Regions from separate parts of the Homo sapiens genome. Here region 2 is linked to region 1. The links are chromatin contacts, found by Hi-C or POLR2A ChIA-PET in ENCODE. All regions are on one chromosome and are shown on one strand. The core of a region is the stretch at or near the end of the contact, and the rest is flanking DNA. Distances in the headings are between cores, read along the strand shown. Region 1 has its middle 47 kb from the start of EXOG. Region 2 overlaps SCN5A (sodium voltage-gated channel alpha subunit 5).

Region 1 (3,158 bases), core at 188-2,687:
AACAGTTGGAGCACTTGCCCCACCTACTCTGGGTGGGGTCATGCCCTGACAGCAGTGCCCTCTGCAGCCACCCCCAGTGCAGCTGGCCTGCAACCCTTCCTCTGGGTTCCCAGGGCGGGAGTCAGATCACACTCGCTCATCCACTTGAGCTTTCTTGGATCCTGGAGGCCCAGTTCTCTGTGTCTCCAACATCTTAAAGCTCTCTGAGAAGTTCTGGAAGCCCCCTTGGCCTGCCCAGAGTTAGAAGGTGGTATGTGCCTGCCACAAGCCTTGCCAGAACCTCCTGCAAGGGAAGGCTGGGGTCCTGGAAACAGCACAGCAGCAGCTCTCTCCGAAGAAACTGACTCCCAGGGTCCCGCAGCCCTCCACTCTCTCAGACCCCTTTTTATATCCTTGATGTGACTAGGGGCCCAAGTGGGTGGCGCCATTTATTTCCCTTGTAAACCAACTTCATAGGAGAGGCATGTGGTTCGGTGCCCTGAAACCTCTGATATTGGTTCCTTGGTCCACACCGGGGCAGGGATAGTCCATTCACCACTGGGCTAATCATCTTTCCCCAGCCACACGAGAGCTTTTCAAATGGCAGACTATGTCCAGTTTTTTTTTGTTTTTTTTTTTTTAAAAAGAATATCAGAATTTAAAATAGCAGTATATCCCATGTGGTAAGAGTGAGTGTTGTTTGGAGAAACTGTTGATTCAGCTCTATATAAAATGTGGGTGAGTGCCCATGTGTGTATCCTGGTGAGTGATAGAAAATAAACTTCTTACTAGGAACCTCAGTGAAAAAAACTTAAAAGCAGCACAAGAACAGAGTCTATGTCTGCTTTACTCAGTACTGCATCCCGGGACTAGCTCAGTGGCTGGCACATGGTGGTAACTCAATGACTATTATGTGTGAGGAAAGGAGGGAAGCTGGAGGCTGGGACCCCACTGTGAGGCTGTGAGGGGAGTCAGGTCTTTCTCACAAGCTCCAGGGATCCTAACTACCACCTTGGTCTGGGCCAGCGGGCAGCTTCCCGCATTGTTCTTGAAACCAAGGCTTGGAGCCCACGCTTCTCGGCCCCTTGGGTGGGGTCTTCCCTGGCTGCCTGAGGTGGGCCCTCACCTGGCCTGGGATGTGGGTGGGTTCACCTGGAAGGAGTGAGTGAGCCTGGGAAGTGGCTGAGGCAGGGAGAGGAGGCCTGTGCTTGCAGCAAGGCTGCAGCTGTCACTGGGTCACTCTGGGGTGAGGCTGGGGTCCAGGCAGCGGGTGGCCCTGTGAGTGACGGATGCTGGCTCCTGTGTCAGCGGGAAAGCATGCAGCCCAGAGATCTCAGCCCTTGGCAGGGAGAGAGATGCTCCTGGACAGACGTCAGCTCTCACCCTGGGGGCCACAGCAGTGTTGGCAGCTTCCCTACCCCCGTGCCAGGAGCTCCTCCGATATCAGCCCTGATGGCCACGAGACTCAAAGCCCAGGAGGTTGGGAGGGGCCAGGGAGACAGAAGCCCAGGCACTCCTACAGGCAGAGACAGCAACTGGGGACAGCAACTGAGAGTGAGGCAAGGGTGTGGTGGCAAAGATGCCAAAGGGCAGCCACTGATGGGCTCAGAGGAACAGCAGGAACTAGCGTCTCCTGCCCCTGGCTGCTTCTGAGAGTCTGTGTGTGCTGGCACGGTACCTTTGCACCCCACCATTGCTCTAAGCACACTTACTGTGCAGCCCACCTGTGAGTCTAAGGGCTGTGCAAGGCCAGGCCAGACCTGTTTGTTCATAACACAGTCTTCAGCCCCTGCCCCAGCACCTGGCACAGATAAGGAGCTGGGAATGTTTGCAGAAGAAACAAACTGATTGATCAGCCAATTCACTCTCTGCTGAGTTCCCCTGGACCTGCTCCTCCGTTTGAACCCTTCTTGTCCCCTCAAGTTTCCTGCCCCTTTTCTCACCAGCAGTCCCACCTTCCACTCTGTTTTTCTGGAAGGAGGTCAGACACAGGACCATTTGAAATTCTTGCCAGATAAACACGTGTGGATTCACCATGCACTTGTGCACATGCAAGGCACAGAGGCTGTAGTCAGTCTGTCAAGGATGAGGAGGGGCACAGGGAGATGCCTCAAATCCCGAGAATGAATGTCAGGCTTCCTGTCCCAAACCTCCTTGGGCCAGGGCCCTCAGGACTTTCCCAGGGACAGAGGTAGGCAGACAGGCCAGAGAAGAGTCAAGCAGAGAGGATGGGTGAGGAACTTAGTTCAGAAATGATACTTAAAGGCTGGCAGTTGCCAAGCTCCATCCGAGGGCATCCCAGAGGGACCCCAGGGTCCCTTCAGGAAGCGCCATCCTCATGTGGGTATCCCAAGCCAGCCTGAGTGGCAGGGGTCGGGGCCAGGCCAGCCTGAGCCCAGCACGTGTAATGACCATCCTGACAAGCACTTCCTCCCATGCCAGCTCACGGAGCTGGCATCCCCGGGCAGCTGCCAGGCACCTGCTGCCGGAGAGAAAAGCCCCATCATCCCAGCCTCTGTGGACAGACAGGCCGGCTCGGATTCCAGAAAGGCATGCAAGGTCAGAGTGGAGCCCCCTTCCCCGGATGTGGGCTGAGCAGCCAGCAGTATGTCCTGTCTTCCCGCCTGCCCCACTCTGTGCTGGCCTCTGTGTGAGGCAGAGCATCAGGGAGTGTGCACTGGGATCCTTGGTGCGACTGGCCAGGGGGCCGAACTTGCCTCCAGTATTTGTCCTGGGAGCCATCTCCCCTTGGGGCCCATGTCTGCCACTCATCCTCCCAGGCATCGCTCCCCCCCTGGCAGAACCAGGCCACTTCTGTAAGGAAGACTGTAGGACTTGTGGCAAAGAAGGCAGAGGGCAGGGACAGCTTGCCCGAGAGCCCTCCCTGTTTAAGAGAAGCCGGTTTAAGAGAGATAATTGGGGCTCCTGTATCCTGTATCAATCTATCACATTTATAGCTGTCACTCCAGACAGGAGACAAGGAAATGACAAAAGCCAATAAGGCCAATAAATAAAGGGTAATGGAATAATCAGTATGTGCAGCCTATTCCCTGAGCCACAGAGCCAGGGGTAGGGCTCAGCCCCTCCCTTCGGTCTCTGTCTCAGCTTCACCCACAGGCCCCAGGAGACAGTTAAAACCACTCAACAGCCCCCACGGGGGTGCCCGGCTGGATTTCCAG
Region 2 (3,144 bases), core at 555-3,054, 73 kb before region 1:
GTGGGGAAGGCTGAATTTCAGGTGGAGATGGAGGTAGATTGATAAGAGTTGATAATGAAATGAAAGGAATTTCTCTTCTGATTGCTTCTATTTTCTCAGTGAAATAAGAAGCTTGATCATCAGCTGAGAACAGAGTGGGGAGGCACATCTGAGGTTTCAGAGAGAGGGAGAACTTTTCATGTCAGAGCCGAGGAGGTTGCACTGACTTGGGAATGGAGTAGGGTTGCCAGGCTGGGCCGTGGGGTGCCCTGTGGGTGGGAAGCAGTAATCCACAGCAGTGTCCTGAGGCTGGGTGTCACAGGAAGGAAGGTGGCTTCGGGCAGGAGAGGATACACCGTCTGCCTGAGCCTTTCCTAGCTCCCCAACCTGGAGCCTGGGCAAGACAGTATCACCACAGAGGCAGCCCCAGATCCCAGGAAAAGTCATTGCCCTGGGCCAAGCTTTGGCTCAGGCTGTGTCTCTGGGAGATGCTCTGAGCGACCTCAGACCCTTAACAAGTCCTCCTGCCCTGTCTCCTGGGAGAATCCTGGTTTCATTCCCAAACCGCTTCTTTCACTGGGAGTCACAAAGCAGGTGTGCCTTCCTCACCGAAACCTGCTTGCCTTTGCTGTGTGCCAGGGCCGAGGCTGACAAGGCAGAACTCGGCCTCAGAAGCTCAGACACTCTCCACGTTTCCAAGCATCTCACAGAAATGGCACATCCACTTCCCGTAGGGCTGTGTGACCCATTGGCACATCAGCTGTGGGCCCTTGGCTGGCCTGGCCTGGCAGCTTTGATTGACAGGGATTCTGGCTTTGAAATGCATTCTCTTAGAGATGCAATGGTTCAGTAACAAGGGACTCTAGGATGATCAAAGGAGATTTGAGTGAAGGGAAACATTCCATTCAGTGGAATCCTCCATCTGACCTCCATTACACAGATGGAGAAAGTGAGTCTCACAGAGAACCTAGCACTTGCCCAAAGTTATAGACTGAATCAGAAGCAATGCTGAGACTAAAACCAAGTCTCCCAACTCCTAACCATGGGATGGATGGGAGAGGCACCCCGAGTCTGATGTTTCTGCTGGGGTGATCCTCCACCCCACTGATTTAGAGGCTGTGGGAGGGTCTGGGGCAGGGTGCTGGGAAGCCTGCCAGGCTCAGCCAGAGCTCTTCCTGTGGCCCCACTCACAGAAGGGCATTACCTGCTAGTTAGCATAGCCTCCCACCTTCTGGGGTTGTTATGGAAACCAAACCTGGAGGGGAAGGGAGGAAGGGCAGAGAGGAGGGTGGCAATTCCTGCAGTCACTAACGGCGTGGGCTTCACCATCTCAAGATAAGGGAGGGGCAGGAAGAAGGCTTCCCTGCAGTGGGGCTGGTGATGGGATAGGATTCTCACCCACCACCCTTTGCTCTTTCTGCCCCTGTCTGCTGTCCAGCTGTCTGCCTCTGGCCAGCAGCTTAGCCATCACTGAAGGAGCAGACTGGCCTGGAGGAGGGTTTTGCCAGCCTGAGAGGGGCAAAGCTCTGACCCCTCACGTGACCCCACACTTGCCACCTCTGCAACTGGCCCTGTGTCATACCAAGCATTCCTCCAGCCCTGCCACACTCAGAGGACCCAAAAGAGGCCTCAGTGGGGATCTGGGTAGAATAAAAGAGGCAGTAGCACACCAAGTCACCAACATGGCCCCAGACATTCCACACCCTTACCCTGTAAGTCCTCTTTTAAGACTTCCTCTAACTCATGATTGCTCTCCCAGACAGACACACGGCCACCAGCTGCACTCCTATTTCCAGCCACTCAGCTGGCTTTGCAAGCCTGCCAGGAGCACAGATATGGTCCTCCCTTATTCTGTCACTAAGCTGTCCTTGTCACCTTGGGACACCAGCTGCCTAGAAGGCAGACAATGAATGGAGGCCAAGCACTGTCTGTGCTGGGGACACTGTGCTGGGGGCAGGTTCCACCCTGGGACAAGCAAAGACAGGCAGAATATAAGCTAGAGATAGGCAGAGTTTTCAATGGAGACACCAGGGGACAGACTGGGTCTGTAAGGGACAGGAGGGAAGCAAGGACTGTTGAAGCAAGGACGGTTGGTTCCCTCTCTAACCTGCACAGTATTCCACTCACTCCCTGTAACTAGAAGAGACAGCCGCGAAACCAGTATCCTAGGCAAGGGGAGCTGCTGTCCTTAGCCACACCCGGTAGAACAGCAGCCAGAAAAGGGGCCCAGAGCCTCCAGCAGGCCAAAGCCATGTTTCCATGGGATGGCAAGGTCAGCAATATCCCAGGCTCAGCCAGAAAGTCCTGTGGCAGCACCATGTCTGGAGAGAGACCGAGAGAAGAATGTTGGACAGAGCCCTGAGAGTCTGAGCCGTCGTGGAGAATGGAATAGCTCTCAGAAGTTGAGAGGGAACTTGGATCAAATTAACAGGTGTATATGAGCCAGAACAAGCACAGTGACCTCTGCTCCCCAGCAGATGATGGGACTGCATCTGACTGCCACGCTGGAGAAAGATGTACATGCTGAAGTGAATACAGGAGACGAAATGGAAGCCACACCACAGAAAGGGTCTGGTGTCATCAGAGGAAAGCAAGCTCTGGCAGTGTGTCTGCTGACGTCCCATCTGTGTAGGGCTTTGCGAGTAAGGAGAGATCAGCATGGTGCATAGGGCCATGTGAAGATGGAGGGGCTCCTCCAGTGGACATAGAGAAAGCTGGTGTCAGCCCAGTGTCAATTAGAGCCAGACCTGTGGACCCCAGGGCATTAAGCCCCTTGACTCAGCTGGCCAAGTTCTTTCCTGTAGATATTCAAAGCCTGAAGGGGAATTGGGAAGCTGGGAGCAGACTGGAAGGGCCTGGAGGTCCAGACCGCCCAGCAGAGTGAGTCTGGCAACAGTGCCAGCCCACCCTTGCACTCACCCAGAGCCACAGGGCTGACGTCCTCTGTCTGACATCACTCAGACACCTACGTCAGACCCACTTGGTTAAACATCAGACATCCCAAGTCCAATGTCCTTTGTTAAATACCAGACACCTTCGGTTAAATGTCACACACCCTGGATGCAAAGCCTTTGATTAAATGTCACAAGTCACTTGCCACTGTCCTGATGGCCTTGGTCACACACTGTCTGTGGTCCTCGTGGTCATGTGGCCCATATACTGCAT

The links. Hi-C counts contacts between places; a loop is a spot of excess contacts on that map. ChIA-PET counts read pairs that join two places held with the same protein, here RNA polymerase II (POLR2A). Pooled maps may share reads with other maps.
Region 2: a loop to region 1 is called in a pooled map, with 3 times the contacts of the local background. The contact joins two enhancer-like sites. A Hi-C loop is called at or near these places in 1 of 168 maps with a recorded cell type or tissue (Right ventricle myocardium inferior), 1 of 37 single-sample maps with no recorded cell type and 5 of 50 pooled maps. POLR2A ChIA-PET finds 5 or more read pairs at or near these places in 4 of 52 experiments (HepG2, MCF 10A, OCI-LY7 and 1 more).

The regions. Positions count from the first base shown.
Region 1 is chr3:38,541,995-38,545,152 of GRCh38, reverse strand. No RefSeq gene overlaps it. Among named protein-coding and RNA genes, the nearest start is that of EXOG, 47 kb to the right of the region's middle. RefSeq lists enhancers at 1,260-1,761, 1-2,486, 2,503-3,039. Within about 2 kb of position 1,437, at least 4 of the 41 ENCODE cell types and tissues checked have a DNase peak (open chromatin) inside an H3K27ac peak, as active enhancers do.
Region 2 is chr3:38,614,976-38,618,119 of GRCh38, reverse strand. The region is part of intron 5 of SCN5A (sodium voltage-gated channel alpha subunit 5); the gene reads left to right. Among named protein-coding and RNA genes, the nearest start is that of SCN5A, 33 kb to the left of the region's middle. RefSeq lists an enhancer at 2,660-3,144. Within about 2 kb of position 1,804, at least 3 of the 41 ENCODE cell types and tissues checked have a DNase peak (open chromatin) inside an H3K27ac peak, as active enhancers do.